Regions from separate parts of the Homo sapiens genome. Here region 1 is linked to region 2. A link is a loop called in an ENCODE intact Hi-C map of the cell type or tissue named here. Cell type or tissue: adrenal gland. All regions are shown on one strand. Links, peaks and the distances in the headings refer to the core of each region. The heading gives the core; the rest is flanking DNA. Region 1 has its middle 8.4 kb from the start of SUMF1. Region 2 overlaps ITPR1 (inositol 1,4,5-trisphosphate receptor type 1).

The links. Hi-C counts contacts between places; a loop is a spot of excess contacts. Peaks named below come from ENCODE experiments on the same cell type or tissue, not always from the same donor. Only the 100,000 strongest peaks of a DNase experiment are listed, where the experiment ranks them.
Region 1: it touches region 2 in a loop (2.3-fold over the local background); 14 of 110 quality-filtered maps call a loop at or near these places.

What each region holds. Positions count from the first base shown.
Region 1 is chr3:4,471,469-4,479,807 of GRCh38, reverse strand. No RefSeq gene overlaps it. Among named protein-coding and RNA genes, the nearest start is that of SUMF1, 8.4 kb to the right of the region's middle. RefSeq lists a silencer at 4,662-4,711. In adrenal gland, for the core only: no CTCF peak of the experiment used is centred there; a DNase peak (open chromatin) is centred at 4,793; H3K27ac peaks cover 1,013 bases.
Region 2 is chr3:4,629,197-4,637,535 of GRCh38, reverse strand. All of the region lies in intron 5 of ITPR1 (inositol 1,4,5-trisphosphate receptor type 1), which reads right to left. Among named protein-coding and RNA genes, the nearest start is that of EGOT, 120 kb to the left of the region's middle. In adrenal gland, for the core only: a CTCF peak has its summit at 3,944 (motif pointing right); no DNase peak of the experiment used is centred there.

The sequences.
Region 1 (8,339 bases), core at 268-8,267, 160 kb after region 2:
CACCACCTACTAGCCTTCTGACTTGGGCAAGTCATTTAAACTCTCTGAGCCTCGCTCCCCTAATCTGTCCAACTGGCATCATGATAGAACTTCCTTCATAGGATTGTTGAAAGAACCACATGAAATCTAAGTGCTCAGCACATAGTAAGTACCAATAAATGAGAACTATTATTAATTAATACTACAGTCTATTTTTATTAATGTGTCTTTACTCCTTGCAAGCAAAGATACTTAATTAAATAGCTGGTTATACAAAGTTATTCGCAATGCGAAGTCTTTTGATTGAAAAGTGACATTTATAAAAGGATGCTTGATAATGAAAATTGTAGAAATGTTAGTGATCTACTCAATCCCTTCTTGCACTGATAAGGAACTGACACCTGAAGAGCCTTCCAGATCACACAACCAAAGACAGACTATGCTGGGATGAGAGGCTGAGCTTCCTGACCCCAGGCTTGAGTTCAGTCTGTTGACTCTCAGATTACTGGGATTTAAACTACTAAATAAATTTAGCAAACTTTTCTATCTATTCGCTTTACCAGTTATTTATTTATTTATTCATTCATTCATTCTTTCATTCATTTTTTGAGACACATCCAGGCCGGAGTGCAGTGGCGCAATCTTGGCTCAGTGCAACCTCCACCTCCAGGGTTCAAGGATTCTCATGCCTCAGCCTCCAGAGTAGCTGGGACTACAGACGCGTGCCACCACACCTGGCTAATTTTTGTATTTTGTAAATTTTGTATTTTTAGTAGAGACGGGCTTTTACCATGTTGGCCAGGCTGGTCTCAAACTCCTGACCTCAGGTGATCCACCTGCCTTGGTCTCCCAAAGTGCTGAGATTATAGGCGGGAGCCACTGCACCCAGCCTAGTTCTTTATTTAAAAAAATTTTTTTAAACAAAAGGCATGATTAAAGTCCTAATGCTACTTAGTGTATTATATGTTATGTTATAATAAATTCACTGTTTATTACAGTAGAGTTTTATTCCACTGGGTTATTGTCCATTGATATGCCCAATTGTCACCAGGAAAGAGACACTTTTCCATGGGGGAGATCACAAGCCTGTCCTAGTTTCCCAGTGACCTACCCTGTTCTGCTGCTGCTGTGATCCAGAGAATGAACTCCTCATAGTGGAAGGAAAATGGGGTCCTTCAGGTGGCTTTTTCTTTTTTCACATAATGATAATACCAATTATCCCAGAACAAGGAGGAGAAAAAAACCCAGTTCTTACTTTCTTGTCAGATTTCCCAGAGGAAAGAGCATGGCATAGTTCCTTTTTCTTCTCCGAAATTATTTCCAAATTAGTTTGCTCCTGGCCCAGTTTACGTCTATTCATTTCTGTAGCCATTGCATCACACCCAAATGAGTTTCCTCTTTCTATTGTTCGACAAATTTTCACAAAATATTTGAAAATTTTCTGCTTCCTCTTCATTCTGTTTTGTGGGTAAAGCATTATATTCAGACTCTTTCCTCTGGGAGTCCTTTGAGTTACAAAGTTAAATGACATTCCATGGGCAGGAGACTTGGAGAAAGCTCTCACTGTTGTGAGGTGAGCGGTTTGTGAGCGGACATTTATCATCCCTGTTGGCTTATCCATGGGTGTGCCTCTGGGTGCCTTGTACGCTACTTAAGAACTTGTCATTAATTATAATAATGGTAACACATTATAATAGAAACTATTAAGGTCTTACTATGTGCTAAGTCCTTCACATAGATCATCATATTTAATCCTCATCACAATCCTAGGAGGCGGGTTTTATTTACTCTATTTGATAGATGAAGAAAATTAAGAATTCCAAAATTTAAGTAAGCCGCCCAAGATCATTCAACCTGGAAGCAGCAAGGATGGCCTGAATCCTAAACTCTTATCCACTATTTCCATGGTGCTCAAATGGTAGTCCTCAGACCAGCAGCAAATCAGCACTACCTGGGAAACTGAAAGAAATGCAAATTCTTGGACTGGGCAGTGGCTCATCACCTGTAATCCCAGCTCTTTGGGAGGTCAAGGCAGGAGGACTGCTTGAGGCCAGGAGTTCAAGACCAGCCCAGGCAACAGAATGAGACTCTCCATCTCTGTAAAAAAATTTTTAAAAATTAGTTGTGCATAAGGCTGCACAGTGAGCTATGACTGTGCCACTGTACTTTAGCCTCTGTGACAAAGTGAGACTCTGTCTTTAAAAAAAAACAAACAAACAAAAAACAAATTCTCAACCTGCACCTCAAATCTACTGAATTAGAAATTCCCAGGGTGGGGACCAGCAATCTATGTTCCAACCAGCCCTCCAGGTGATTGATGGATGCTGAAGTTAGAGAATTAATTGCACCTTGCTATGCTTTACATGCACAAAGACCACACATGTAACCAGAGAACTATAAAGATTGTCTGGGAAATGACTCCAAAAACTTTGTGTTTTTGGCCAGGAACTTGCTGGGACCCGAGGTTTCCTATCTCTCAGTGGGAGGGCTGAGAACCCCATGGTGTTTCAGAGACTCCCCTGGTATCTCCAAGTCAGGACAGTTAGCATTTCTCAAAATTCCCATTAACGCTGACATCTGAACTCAGACTATCTGTGCCTGAGCCCCAAATGGTTATCACCACCTCTACCCCATGCAAGACCACTCTCCCACTTTCCTGGCAAAAAGGGAGCATGGTGAGAGGTTGAGGGGCAGAGTCCCTCCTCTGGTCACAGTCCCACTGTGGTCCAGCTGTGTCATAGCCAAAGCACATTACCTGACTCCCCAAAGGATGCCAAGAGGATGGAGGGCACACATCTATTGACCCTTTTGCCTCTGAATTCCAGCCTGCACCTAGTGATGATGGTGGAACTGAAATATTTGGATTAGTTTCCCCTTGCTGCCATTACAAATGATCACAAACTTAGTTGCTTAAACAATACAAATGTATTATCTTACAGTTTCATAGGTCAGAAGTCCAATCTGAGGCTCATTAGGCCAAAATCAAAGTGTTATCAGGGTTGTGTTCCTTTCTGGGGGCTCTAGAGGAAAATGTTCCTTTGCCTTGCCCAGCTTGTGACAGCCACCCACATTCCTTGGCCCTTGGCTTCCTTCCTCCATGTGCAAAACCAACAATGTTGCATGTTTCTGACCATTGTTCCATGCTTTCTGACCACATTGTTGCATCTTGCTGACCACAGCCAGGAGGGGTTCTCCTGCTTATAAGGACTCTTGTGATGACGTTGAGACCTTCAGGATAATCCAGGTTATCTCCCCATCTCAAGGACCTTAACTGAATCATATCTGCAAAGTCCTTTTTACCATGTAAGGTGGCATATTTACAGGTGAGACAGGAAAAAAAGAGATAATGAATTCATATATTATTTATCAATTAGAGGAATATATAAAGCCATTTTTCCTTTGTTCCAAGACCATTTGCTAAAATATAAACCTCTGCTTTAAAAACATTTTTTTTTTTAGGGAAGAGGAAGTACTACCACATTATAGGCATCCATAGCTCAAAAAATACGTCTAGATTTCAGAACCATAAACTAGGATGGAAATTTGTCTTATAAGCAAAGTAATACCATAATAATCTCATCTAGTGTTTATTTTCCTTCTTATAACTGCCTACTTGATTTCAATGGAGCACTGTTATGAAGTAGGCAAGAAGAAGAAACTCAGGCTTACAGAAGCTTTGTGACTAAACCTAAAGTCCCCTAAATAAATTCCAGGACCCAAAGTCCAGTCTTTGACTCTAACTCTAGGACTCTTTGTATTACACTAGTCAAGACTGCTCTAAGTAGAAGTAAGTCTTCCTGGAAAGAAGTTACTTCCTCACTGAACCCCTAAGCCACCTTAGGGGATCCCCTTAGTCACACATCCCTGGGAAACCACAGAGTAATTACAAGGATTGAGAGTTCACTCCTATGTTAAGCACTAGCTGAGGTCTGAAAAGGTGATGTATATTTGTACCTTCAAATATATACAGGTGCTTCTGATGTGATTTAATATGCAGTTTCCTTTGCTAATGGACTGCCTCACAGCAGCATCTTGACATTCCATTTTCTAAAAAAAAGAACCCTAAACGTAAAACTGCTATTGAATGAACATCTGAAATATATATATATACAAAGACATATATATCTCCTCTCTACAATTGAGCTCTCATTTGTGAAAAAGTTGGGAACCATTTTTCTCCCTCATTTTATCTGACTTCAAACATTGTGATATCTAGGCTCTAAAAGAGACTCATGACTGTGATTTCTTCTATTATTTCTTCCTCTCTCTTTCCAAAGGCACATAAAGCATCTTTCACTTGCTCTAAATTTCTTTTGGTGCCGTTCTGGCTACTTCTCACCCTTCTCTCCAAACACCACTGCCCAGGAACATCAGGAAGACAAACGGTAAGTTTGGAGGAGAATAATTACAGGCTGTACTGGAGTTGTCCATCACAATGCCTGTAATGCTGCTAGCATTGCTAAGAGAAAAGTGCCCCACCCAGCACAGGTAGTAAGGGGTAGAACTAGTGGCTTATTTTGTGAACGCAGTAGTTTGCAAAATGTATGGATTAGCATCATCTTGGAGCTTGTCAGAAATGTGAATTTTTGGGTCCCACCCAAGACGTACTGAATATGGTGGCATCCCCAGCAATCATTGCTTTAAGAAGGCCCCTAAGTGAGTCTGATGCAAGCTACAGGTTTGCCTGACCCAATTGCAACTGATTGGACCAGAAATAGCTACGTGACTCAAATGCAGCTAAAGCATAGGCTTCCTATTGGTCTATGGTGTCTTGTGGTGAGAGAAAGAGGAGCTGGGCAAACCAGGCTTCCCCTTTGTGGCAGGTGAATGGGGAAACAGTGATGCTGAATGAGGCTGTGCAGTAGCATTGAGGCCATGAAGGGTCAGGAACATGCTGGGAACGGGAACTGTGACTAAGCAGAAGCTGTGAAGCCAAAAACAACAATGACAAAAAGACAACGAGGAGGGGGGAGGAAGGCAAGCCAACTGGAAGAGAAAAAATAAGTGTGCAGGGAAAAGCAGACCTTGGAGAGCTGGGGAGTGAACCAGGAGAGCAGCAGAGTGAAGTTCAAGAAAGTCCGCTGCTGAGGTCCCAGAGCTGCTGCAGCCTCTAAGCCAACTCCTGGTTCTGTTTTTCACAATGTGCCAGTGCCTTCTGAAACTAATCTTTCTGTTGTCTGCAGCTTCTGTCCTGTGTATTCTTAAAATGTATCTTTTCTTTGCATTTTCTTTAAGGAAGTCTTTCCCCATGCCCTCCACCCCCACCCCAGTGCTTTCAAGGAGTGGGGAAAGTAAGACCAGAAGCATTTGAAAAAGAAAAGGGGGCGGGGCGCGGTGGCTCACGCCTGTAATCCCAGCGCTCTGGGAGGCCGAGGCAGGTGGACCACGAGGTCAGGAAATCGAGACCATCCTGGCTAACACGGTGAAACCCCATCTCTACTAAAAATACAAAAATTAGCCGGGCGTGGTGGCGGGCGCCTGTAGTCCCAGCTACTCGGGAGGCTGAGGCAGGAGAATGGCGTGAACCCGGGAGGCGGAGCTTGCAGTGAGCAGAGATCACGCCACTGCACTCCAGCCTGGGCGACAGAGCGAGACTCCGTCTCAAAAAAAAAAAAAAAAGAAAAAAAGAAAAAGAAAAGAGGAAATGAACAAACCAAAACGAAACATTCTCTGTACATAACTTTCTCCACAGCACAAACTACAGTGCAAACTAGTAAAACTAAAAAGCCTAAATTAATAGGCTTTCCAATCAGATAATTTCACCAATAAAGGGCTCCAAAGACAGTCCAAAGAAAGAACCATATGAAAAATTTTTTTCTACCTCTAATTATTTGGACTTCTCTCTTTTACTCTCTAAGTATAGAGGAAGGTGTCCTTTTTTTTTTTTTTTAAAATACTTTGAAATGCTCAGTTTAGATATTAAATGGGTTGACAATAGAAATAATCATAACTAAAAACTCTTGAGCTATTCTTATGCACCAAGCAATGTTGTATGTCACATGGTTTAAGTTATTTAATGTCATTTTCACAAGGGCAAGAATTCTTTTCTGTTTTTTTTTCACTGATGTATTCTCAGTGCCTGGAATAGTGCTTGGCTACTAGTTGACACTCAATAAACACTTGTCTAATGAATTAATGAGAATCTTCATACAATCCTTGGGTACTATTATATCCATCTTGCAGGCCCTCCTGGATGTAAAAATGGAAAGCCACATTTCAAATGTCTATGTGAGTATAACCCTCCTGGATGTAAAAATGGAAAGCCACATTTCAAATGTCTATGTGAGTATAACACTGTCAGGCAGCAAGTTTCTACTTGGACCAAGACCATGAAGGTTTTTATTCATTGGATGATATATTCATTCATTCAGTAAATATTTACTTAGCACTTATACATACCAAGTGTTGTTCTAGCCATTGAGGTTACAGCATTGAATCCTGAAGATGCTATAGCTGCCCCCATGGGGAGACAGAGGAACAAAAGAAATCATTTCAGATAGTGACAAGAGCTATAAAGACAATAAAGGAGGTGAGGTAAAAGAGCAGAATGGGAAAGGGTTATTTTGCATTTGAGAATCAGGGAAGGTTCCTCTGAGGAGATAAGGTTTGTACTGAGACCTGCATGACAAGAAAGAGCCAGCTTTGAAAAAAGTAGGATATTGCAGGTAGAAGGAACAGCAAGTACAAAGACCCTGAGGTAGGGCTGTGCTTGATGTGTTCCAGGAGCAGTAAGAAGGATACCATGGCCAGAGCATGGTGAGCAAAGGACAATTTGATGGAAGAAGAGATCAGAAAGGAAGGCAGGGGCTAGATCATGGAGGACCTTCTTGGCCACAGTGTGGCAGCCCGGGAGTATGTGCTGAGATTGCTCTTCAAGACAGAACCTGCCTCAAGGTGTACAGTCAATGGAGAGCCCACAGCAGAGCTCTTGTAGGATTGGCCAGTGTTCCAACTGAGGCCACGCTCTTCCTGGGCAGCTCCAACAAATGATTGAACCTGGTGGGAAGAATAGGGTTCACCATTTTGGCTCAATGCATAACTCCTCTAATAAGAAGCCTTTGCTCTGGACTTCTGGTTGACCTGGACTAGACTTTCTCAGTGCAGTACCAGACTCAGAGGCTTTTCCTCCTCCATGTTCCTTCCTGCCTCCCTCCTTCCACAGGTAGGACTTGTATTCAGTTTGGAGGCTTTCCCTTCTGATTCCTTCCTATTCCCTCTCTCCTTGGGGTTTCACAGGTGTGACCCTCCCCCCAACCCCATAGGATTTCTTGCATTTCTTTTTCTTTTTTTTTATTCTTTTTTTTTCTTTTCCTTTTTTCTCTTTTTCTCCTTTTTTCTCTCTTTTTTTTTCCTTTTTTTCCTTTTTAATGTTTTTTTTTCTTTTCTTTTTCTTTTTAGAGGTGAGATCTCGCGGTTACCCAGGTTGGCTTTGAACTCCTGGGCTCAACTGCAACTACAGGTGCACCACCATGCCTGGCTTTCTCTTGCATTTTTAATGACATCTTGGCATCTCTTTTTAAGAGGAACCACACTGACACAATTGGTAGTGTGAGTAGTCTGAGAAAGCAGGTGGTAAAGTGGAGTTTGGGGACTGGGTCACTCACTGCCTGCCTGGTGATAAGGATCCCATCTTGAGTGGGGTTTGATTATTTTTGGGCACAAGGCCCAGCTGCTAAAAATGTTACTGGCAGTGACCTGGGAAAATGTCCAGGTGAAAAGGAACGCCTGTGCCAGCATGCTGACTCAGGAGTTTGAAAAGTGTAGAGGAACAATGAATGCAAGGATAATGGAATTGGCTGGTTATTACCAAGCTGCACTGACCCTCTCTACAAGGGATAATGAGAAACTGAGAGCAGTTAATAAACAGCTGAGAACCAAGTGTGAGAGCCAGAGGGTCTCTTTGGTAGTTTGCAAAGAAGTCTTCTCCTGCCGTGCAAGAGCAGACCCAGCTGAGCGGCAGAACCCAGAGTTCCACCACAGATGTTTGGATGCTCAGCCAAAGTAGATCTCCTATGCTAAATTCAGGAATCTGGTTGGAAAAACATGGGGCCTGGAACCTGAAAAGTGAGGCAGGGACATCTAGGTGGATGGCCCTGTGAAATGTGGCTCTGCAGACTCCTTTGGGACCCCAGAGGGAGCTCGCAGAGGTAGCCTCCCTACTGAGAACCAGTAGTTTCCACATGTGGAAAATACTGCATATACCAGAACTTTTTTTTTTTCCTGCTTAAAAACAACAGCCTCCCACCCCCAAGAAAGTGCCTCTACATCCTCTTGTGGCTGCCAGGTTATAGCCAGGGTCAAGTTTCAGTATAACCTGGCTGAGGGTAGGCTGGGCCTGATAAAGGACAAAGAGATTTTAC
Region 2 (8,339 bases), core at 233-8,232:
TAATACCAGTGCTTGCAACGTGGCAATCTTTGGCATGCAAGTTGCCCTCAGCACAGTCCTCCTGAACCTTTTCTTTCCTCTGCATAAATACTCTCCTTAGCAGCCTCCCACCTCTTGTTCTCCCTAATTTCACACCTGAGCTTACACTCCCTTCAGAGATTTCTACAGTACCCACAGGTTCTGCAGGTAGTCTTCCAAACATAACATTGGACTGCATCCATTTGGAATGAAGGCTTATTCTTTGCGGAGAGCCATTTGTTCTTTCTGCTTAAGAGTTCTCAGCTAACACTGACTGCAAACTCAAGAGGGGGAAAATATCAAAGGGAAAAAACTCAATGGATTCAGTAAAATAAAATATAACATTTTCCAACATGCAAATATGGTTTTTCTCTGTTCAAAGCCCAAGCTGAAAGGATTCACCTTTAGAGAGTTCTTAAGTAGCATTTCTTGGACTCAAATGATCAAAGAGCTCATCTTTAAGAGAAAAACTGCTCATGAGCATTCCCCTTACTCTCAAGAATGTCCAATGGCTTCAGTTTAAGAAATGCTAATATTATGTTTCTACCTATGCTTAGAATAAGTACAGTATAACAACAGCAACGCAATGGTTACTGGTTCATCTAGAAAGAAATGTCAAATTAACCATCAAGAAGGCATATTCCACATTAAAGACTAATTAAACACGAGCAGCTCTAAAGAGCATAGTCATTTGTCAAAAGACATATGAAAGGCAAGAGAAGAACAGAAAATTAAAACAACATTGGAGAATAAATATCTAAAGACTTCTCTTAAAAGAAAGATACTCTTGGCCAGGAGTGGTGGCTCATGCCTGTAATCCCAGCACTCTGGGAGGCCGAGGCAGGCGGATCACCTGAGGTCAGGAGTTTGAGACCAGTCTGGCAAACATGGTGAAACGCTGTCTCTACTAAAAATACAAAAATTAGCTGGGCATGGTGGCGGGCGCCTGTAGTCCCAGCTACTTGGGAGGCTGAGGCAGGAGAATCACTGGAACCCGGGAAGCGGAGGTTGCAAAGAGCTGAGATAGTACCACTGCACTCTAGCCTGGGTGACAGAGACTCCATCTCAAAAACAGATAAATAAGACATTCTCAAATATCACATCTAAAACTTTGTCAAAACTCTGTTAAACTAAGAGTTAATACTATTTTAATTCTGTTATAAAGTTTAATGATGCCTGAGCCTTCACATCACCACTGAATTAGCACTAAATGTATTAAGCTTATGGACCATTTTAAGAATTCACTTTTCCTATAAGTTCTCATTAAGGAGAAAACTTCCCATTTCTTTTCTAAATGCACAAATATCAAATTTAATTCATTTCAGTTCACATGTTAGTTTTTATATAAATCCCCTCACAAAACCAAGTCTGGGCTAGGCGCGGTGGCTCATGCCTGTAATCCCAGCACTTTGGGCGGATCACGTGAGGTCGGGAGTTCGAGACCAGCCTGACCAACATGGAGAAACCCCATCTCTACTAAAAATACAAAATTAGCTGGGCATGGTGGCGAATGCCTCTAATCCCAGCTGCTCGGGAGGCTGAGGCAGGAGAATCACTTGAACCCAGGAGGCAGAGGTTGCAGTGAGCTGAGATCATGCCATTGCATTCCAGCCTCAAAAAAAAAAAGCAAGCAAACAAACAAAAAAACAAACAAACCCAAGTCTGGTATTTAGACAAAACTATCCATGATTCTTTTTAGGTTCAACAGGAGGCAAGGCAATAAGGTAGATGAAAAGGTAACAAGGTACAAACACTACAGGCCACTGATCAAGGCTGTTTCTACCCTCAGAAAGAATGAGATCTGGTTGGTTAAATCCCTCAAGTACATTCCAAGAATGGGCCCTCACTGTGAGATACTGAGTTAGCACCTTTTGGCTGGGCGCAGTGGCTCATGCCTGTAATCCCAGCACTTTGGGAGGCCGAGGCGGGCAGATCACAAGGTCAGGAGATCGAGACCATCCTGGCTAACACAGGGAAACCCCGTCTCTACTAAAAAAAAAATACAAAAAATTAGCCGGGCGTGGTGGCGGGCACCTGTAGTCCCAGCTACTCGGGAGGCTGAGGCAGGAGAAAGGGGTGGACCCGGGAGGTGGAGCTTGCAGTGAGCCGAGATCGTGCCACTGCACTGCAGCCTGGGCGACAGAGTGAGACTCCGTCCCCACCACAAAAAAAGAAAGATATTGAATTAGTACCTTTACTGAGTTAGCACCTTTCTAAAGGATACTCAGGCAATATTGACCAAAAAACTTTTCACTCAACATAACATTGACTTAACAATTCCACTTCTAGGAGTTTCTCCTAAGAGGACAACCTGGCATATGCACAAGGCCATACAACTTTTTTCAGAATGGCAAATGTTGTCAAGATCCTGAATATCACTCCCTACCTAACGTCTGCCCATAGAGGCTGCTTATCTAAAATGACAGTACTGCCAAACAAGGAAGTAACCGTGTAGCCATTAAAAATGAGGATAGAGGCCAGGTACGGTGGCTCACGCCTGTAATCCTAGCACTTTGGAAGGCTGAGGCGGGCAGATCACCTGAAGTCAGGGGTTCAACACCAGCCTGGCCAACATGGCCAAACCCCGTTTCTACTAAAAATACCCCCAAAAATTAGCCAGGTGTGGTGGTGCATGCCTGTAATCCCAGCTACTCAGGAAGCTGAGGCAGGAGAATCACTTGAACCCAGGAGGTGGAGGTTGCAGTGAGCCAAGATCGCACCACTGTACTCCAGCCTGGGCAACAAGAAAGGGAAGTGAATAGCACACTCCTGTTGATACTTTAAAATGTGGAGACACAGGAACAGAATAGGGGGTAGGAGAGTAGGGAAAACATCAAAATAAAACCCAAGGTTATCTTTGAGGAACACAATTTACGAATCACATCAATTAATATTTTTTTGCTTTTCCTACTCACAGATTTTGGAATACTCCTCCTAAAATACAAGTGTGTAGTTTCTTCAAAAACACCTTCATCATGTCTCTGTGTCAGGTACTCTGAATTTTTTAAAGTCATGCCATGGCTCATGTCTGTAATCCTGGCACTTTGGGAGGCCGAGGTGGGTGGATTGCTTCAGCTCAGGAGTTCAAGACCAGCCTGGGCAATGTGGCAAAACCCCAACTCTTCAAAAAATACAAAAATTAGCCAGGCATGGTGGTGTGTGCCTGTGGTCCCAGCTACTGGGCAGGGAGGTGGGAGGATCACTTAAGCTCAGGAGGCTGAGGCTGCAGTGAGCCGGGAACATGTCACTGCACACCAGCGTGGGTGATAGAGTGGTGAGACTGTCTCAAAAAAAAAAGAAAAAGGCATCTTAAATGTGTTACCTTTTCATTACTTTAAAATCCTGATAATTTAAATATCTATTACTCTTTTCCCTTGAATAATGGGTTGCGGGCTGTTTTTAATTTCTAAGGGGAAAAAAAACACTCTATGAAATGGTTCCACCACTATTATTCACCATGTTCCCTAAGCAACATCAAGGTCTGCCCCATCATAGCCACCTGTTATTTTATTTCAGCAACAGAGAAACTATTATCGAATGACAATAGAAAGGTGACTGAAACAGTAAGGAAAGGTTATTTTGTTAAAGTCAACAAGCTCTGAATCATGTAATGCGATATTGAAGCAAGGCTTCTAAAAACAAGCAATGTAGTACCCAGACAATAAGGACCTGTCACTCCTCTAGCTCTTCCTAGCTGGTCAAAGCTGTGACTTAAGTAATCATTTCTCAGAACAAAACAATGTAGGTGCTTGTTTCAAGGTAACAGCTATGCTGCTGTCAGAAAACAGTAGTAATGGCCTTTAGAAGAAATTTATGTGATTTGCGGATGGGAAGAAGCTCATTTTGTCAAGAGACCCTTAGGAAAACATGACCAAGAGAGTCAAAATCCAGTTATTCCTGCAGAAGGAAAAAGCATAGACAGTATCCAGCCACTAGATGTCACTCTCCTTCAAAGTGCTGTTGATGTTGCTCATCCTAGTCAAAAGGAAGTCAAGTGGTCTAGACAACTAATTCCTTAAATGGCATTAATTTAAAATAGTCTGACTTCTGATTGGGGTGCTGCATAGTAGTTGAGAAAAATAAAAATGAAAACCCACTGGAGACTGGCCATCAGTTCCAAAGGCAAAGTGGCTGTCCAAAATACAACATCGTATTGGCTGGTGGGAATGTAAATTGAATGAAATATGTAGATAACTTTAAGACACTAGGGGGAAAAGTTCCAGCTAAGTAGGAAAGTAGGAACTGCAGAAAGTGAAGCACAAAGTCAACATTCAAGACCTGAGGCCGGGCCCAGTGGCTCATGCCTGTAATGTCAGCACTTTGGCAGGCCAAGGCAGGTGGATCATGAGTTCAGGAGATCGAGACCATCCTGGCCAAAATGGTGAAACCTCGTCTCTACTAAATACAAACAATTAGCCGGGCGTGGTGACGCACCCCTGAAGTCCCAGCTACTCAGGACGCTAAGGCAGGGAAATCGCTTGAACCCGGGAGGTGGAGGTTGCAGTGAGCTGAGATCGTGCCACTACACTCCAGCCTGGCAATAGAGCAAGACCCCATCTCAAAAAAAAAAAAAAAAAAAAAAAAAAAAGACCTGAAAGTCACATCAGTAATCTTAAATCAGGGAAAAGAACTGGCTTCCTTTTTTATTTTTTAAAAACATAAACAGCATGAGAGAGATTTCTGTTTTTCTCTTTTTTCTTTTTAATAAGGAGTTGACCATTTTTGATCACCTTATGATTGAACTTTTTTCAACCATGCTGTTTTCTTCACAGTTCATTCATAGGAAGGAGTGTCGAAAGGACTTGCTGATGAAACATAACATATAGAGCACAGGTTGCAAATGGGGCTGAAGAACCACATCCAGCCTGAGCCATTTCTTTTGGTGTTGAGTGTATATTTCAAGCCTTAATTGAATTAGTTCCCAACATCTTTTTAAAATTGAGATACTACACTAAAAGCATGGATTTTTATCTTCTCTTAAAAAGTGGAAGACGTGGCAGCAGCTCTCAGCCCACATTCCCAAGCAGTGACAGTAGGGAAGTAGAGCTGCCCCTCCAGACCCACCCATGGGACTCTCCACTTGGCAACACTACCCACCAAGCCCACTTTATTCCTGTTGATTTCCCGTATGGCCAAGAGGAATCTGAATTTACAACCCCTGTGGTAAAAAGTATAGGAGAGGAAAGAGTTGGAGATGTATTAATAAGATCTCACTGAACAAAATGATCTTTATACCAGAAAAGCAAAGTGAGGACAACTAAAGACACATAGACCCTCCAGAAAGATAGCCCCCTATGGGCATATGCACTAAATATACATACATGCAGGACTGACCAACCTTCCCCACCTATTCAACTAGATTCCCATGTTCCCAGCACAGACTTTGAGGAGATTATGGATTGCTGCAGTGACTGGAAGAGGGTGCTACTGATGTTCAGTGGACAGGAGCTAGGGATGCTGGGTAAAGTGAACGCATGTTACAATCCTATGCAAGGATGAACCATCATTTATCCCATACAATTGTATGTCCAGCTGGATATTCACATAAGTTAAAAAGTTATCTGTCGGCTGGGCGCAGTAGTCCATGCCTATAATCCTAGCACTCTGGGAGGCTAAGGCAGGAGGATCGTTTGAGCTCAGGTTGTCAAGGCTGCAGTGAGCCATGATGGCATCACTGCATTCCAGCCTGGGGGTATCTGTAATTACCTGAACCTAGCACCCCACTCCATTTTACATATCAACAGAAATCACAGCTTTCCATGGTTTTATTAATACTATTAATAAATTTTCCAAACGTGCAAGTACTACTTAAGAAAGAAAAGAGTGTACTTTGCATTATTCATAATATAATTAAGAACTGCTGATTATTTTGGAAAAAGATACGATCATAATCCCAAAAGGCACAACAATCCTGAATGCCATAATCCCAAATGTTAAAATCCCCAAAGGTCAAAAAAGACCAAAATCCCCAAAATATAATTCCGGAAAAAATAATTTTAAAATTCTTTAAAAGAGATTGATATTTTTAAAAGAGGATTTGAGAAACATATAAAAACACAACAGAACACTTCACAGGCCATTTTATACAATAAAATGGGGAATAGTAACATACATATTTTTGCAAGCATAAATACTCAGGTATACTAACAATGGTCACAGGGATTATGCGCAGATTAACCATAAAGAAATAGGTCAAAAAGGGAAATGTAAAATCGTGTATCACTATGGTTGGTGATTGTGTGCACCAAGCTCATACTGCAGTCATCTGAAATACCATGACCAGCAACCTGAGTCTTTTCACAAGATCGATCAAAACCACAGAGGGTCACCACTGGATATGCAGTCGCCCAAAGAGCTGAGAGCTCAAGTAATTTTATCTTTCACAAACACAAACATCTCTTCATTCATCGAGGAAGAACATCCCTTTATTTGCAGGGGAAGTTCCCATGTTTTCACATATTCACGTCAAGTTGTAACAATGCACTTTCATGAAGTTAAACTTGCAAAAGAATGCATAAAATGAATCAGAACTCTTTAATGTTAGTCGCCACACCATTTAAATCTCCAATATTGAAAATGATGCGAAGATTAAACACATAGCATAGTGAATTGTAAAAAATAATGCTGACAGGGCTGAGCACGGTGGCTCACCCCTATAATCCCAGCACTTTGGGAGGCCGAGGCAGTGGATCACTTGAGGTCAGGAGTTCGAGACCAGCCTGGCCAACATGGTGAAATGCTGCCTCTACTAAAACTACAAAAAAATTAGTAGGGCGTGGTGGTGCATGCCTGTAATTCCATCTACTTGGGAGGCTGAGGCAGAAAAATCGCTTGAGCCCGGGAGGCGGAGGTTGCAGTAGGCCGAGATGGCGCCACTGCACTCCACCCTGGGCAACAGAGTGAGACTCTGCCTTAAAAATAATAATAATAATAATAATAATAATAATAATAATAATGCGGACAATTTAAAATAGTAAAAAAAAAACTTTAAAAATCTGATATAAGAAAAAGTGTATTGCAGGAATAGATTATGGGCATTTGAACAGAGACAGTCCACAAGAGCTGGCCTAACATGCAGCTATATCCTACGACTGTGATTTTCAGGATTTTACACTTTAGGGATTTAGACTTTTGGAACTGAATTTTTAGGGATTTCAACATTTGGGATTATGGCACTTGAGATTATGTCTTTTGTGATTATGCTTGAAGCCCTTTTAGAAAACCACGTCACAGATAACATGCTTTTCACACTGCCAATACCATATACCTACACCAGTCACAGTCTACAGCTGCCTCACTCATGGGGTTTATACAGAGAGGTGCAAGCACTTACTTCCTCACGCCTTCCAGAGCAGTCATCCCTGAGCATTGACTTAAGAAGAGTATTCAATTTACTATATAATTTATTACTTTCCTTTTATTTCTCCTTTATAATTTTTTAAAATTGGTATCTATTATTTATGAATTTTATTCCATGTTCATAAAGCCATATAATATTTGCTCTAAAGAAGGTACAATGCTTTTGTTGGGATTGAGGATGTCTGATATAATCATCATTATTCAAATAACGATGCAATTCCAGAAGTCTTCAAAGCAATCACTAGCCTCCAAGTCTTTGAGTCCATTGTTTCTTCTTCTTCTACCCTCTAAATCCCATGGGTGCCTCCGACTGAGGCTTACTCGGCACTTCCTTCTTCCTCCAGGAAGCCCTCCCTGACCACTGTATCACACCCTCTTATCCAGCAAAGACCGATTTGGCACCCTTCCTATGTGCTCCCACAGCTTTGTGTGGTTTGTCCTGTAATATAGTACTTATCACTGCCTCTTTATTCTTTGATATTCAGCTCCCACAGGGTTAAGACTGTTATACTTCTATCTCTAGCACCTAGCACACTGCTCATTCATTATTCAGTAATTATTTCCGAGCACCTACTATGTGCCAGACACTATTACAGAAGCTGGGATACAGCAGTGAGCAAGAGAGATAATGCCACCACCTGGTAGAGCTGTCATTCTAATAAGCGACAGGTGATAATTAACGAAGCTACTAAATATAATTGCAGACCCTGATCAGTGCTGAGAAAGATATAAGCAGGGTGCTATCATGGAGAAAAACAAGCAAGACATCTCTTAGATAAGGTGGGAGGGGAAGACCTTGCTGAGATGACACTTCGGCTGAGACACAAAGGCTCAAAGTCCTAGCTCAAGAAGAGCCAGGAAAACAATGTTCTCAACAGGACAAACTGAGGGTGCAAAGGTCATGTGACAGTTGAGAGTCTGAGGTGCTCAAAAAATAAAATAAAATATAAAATAAAATAAAA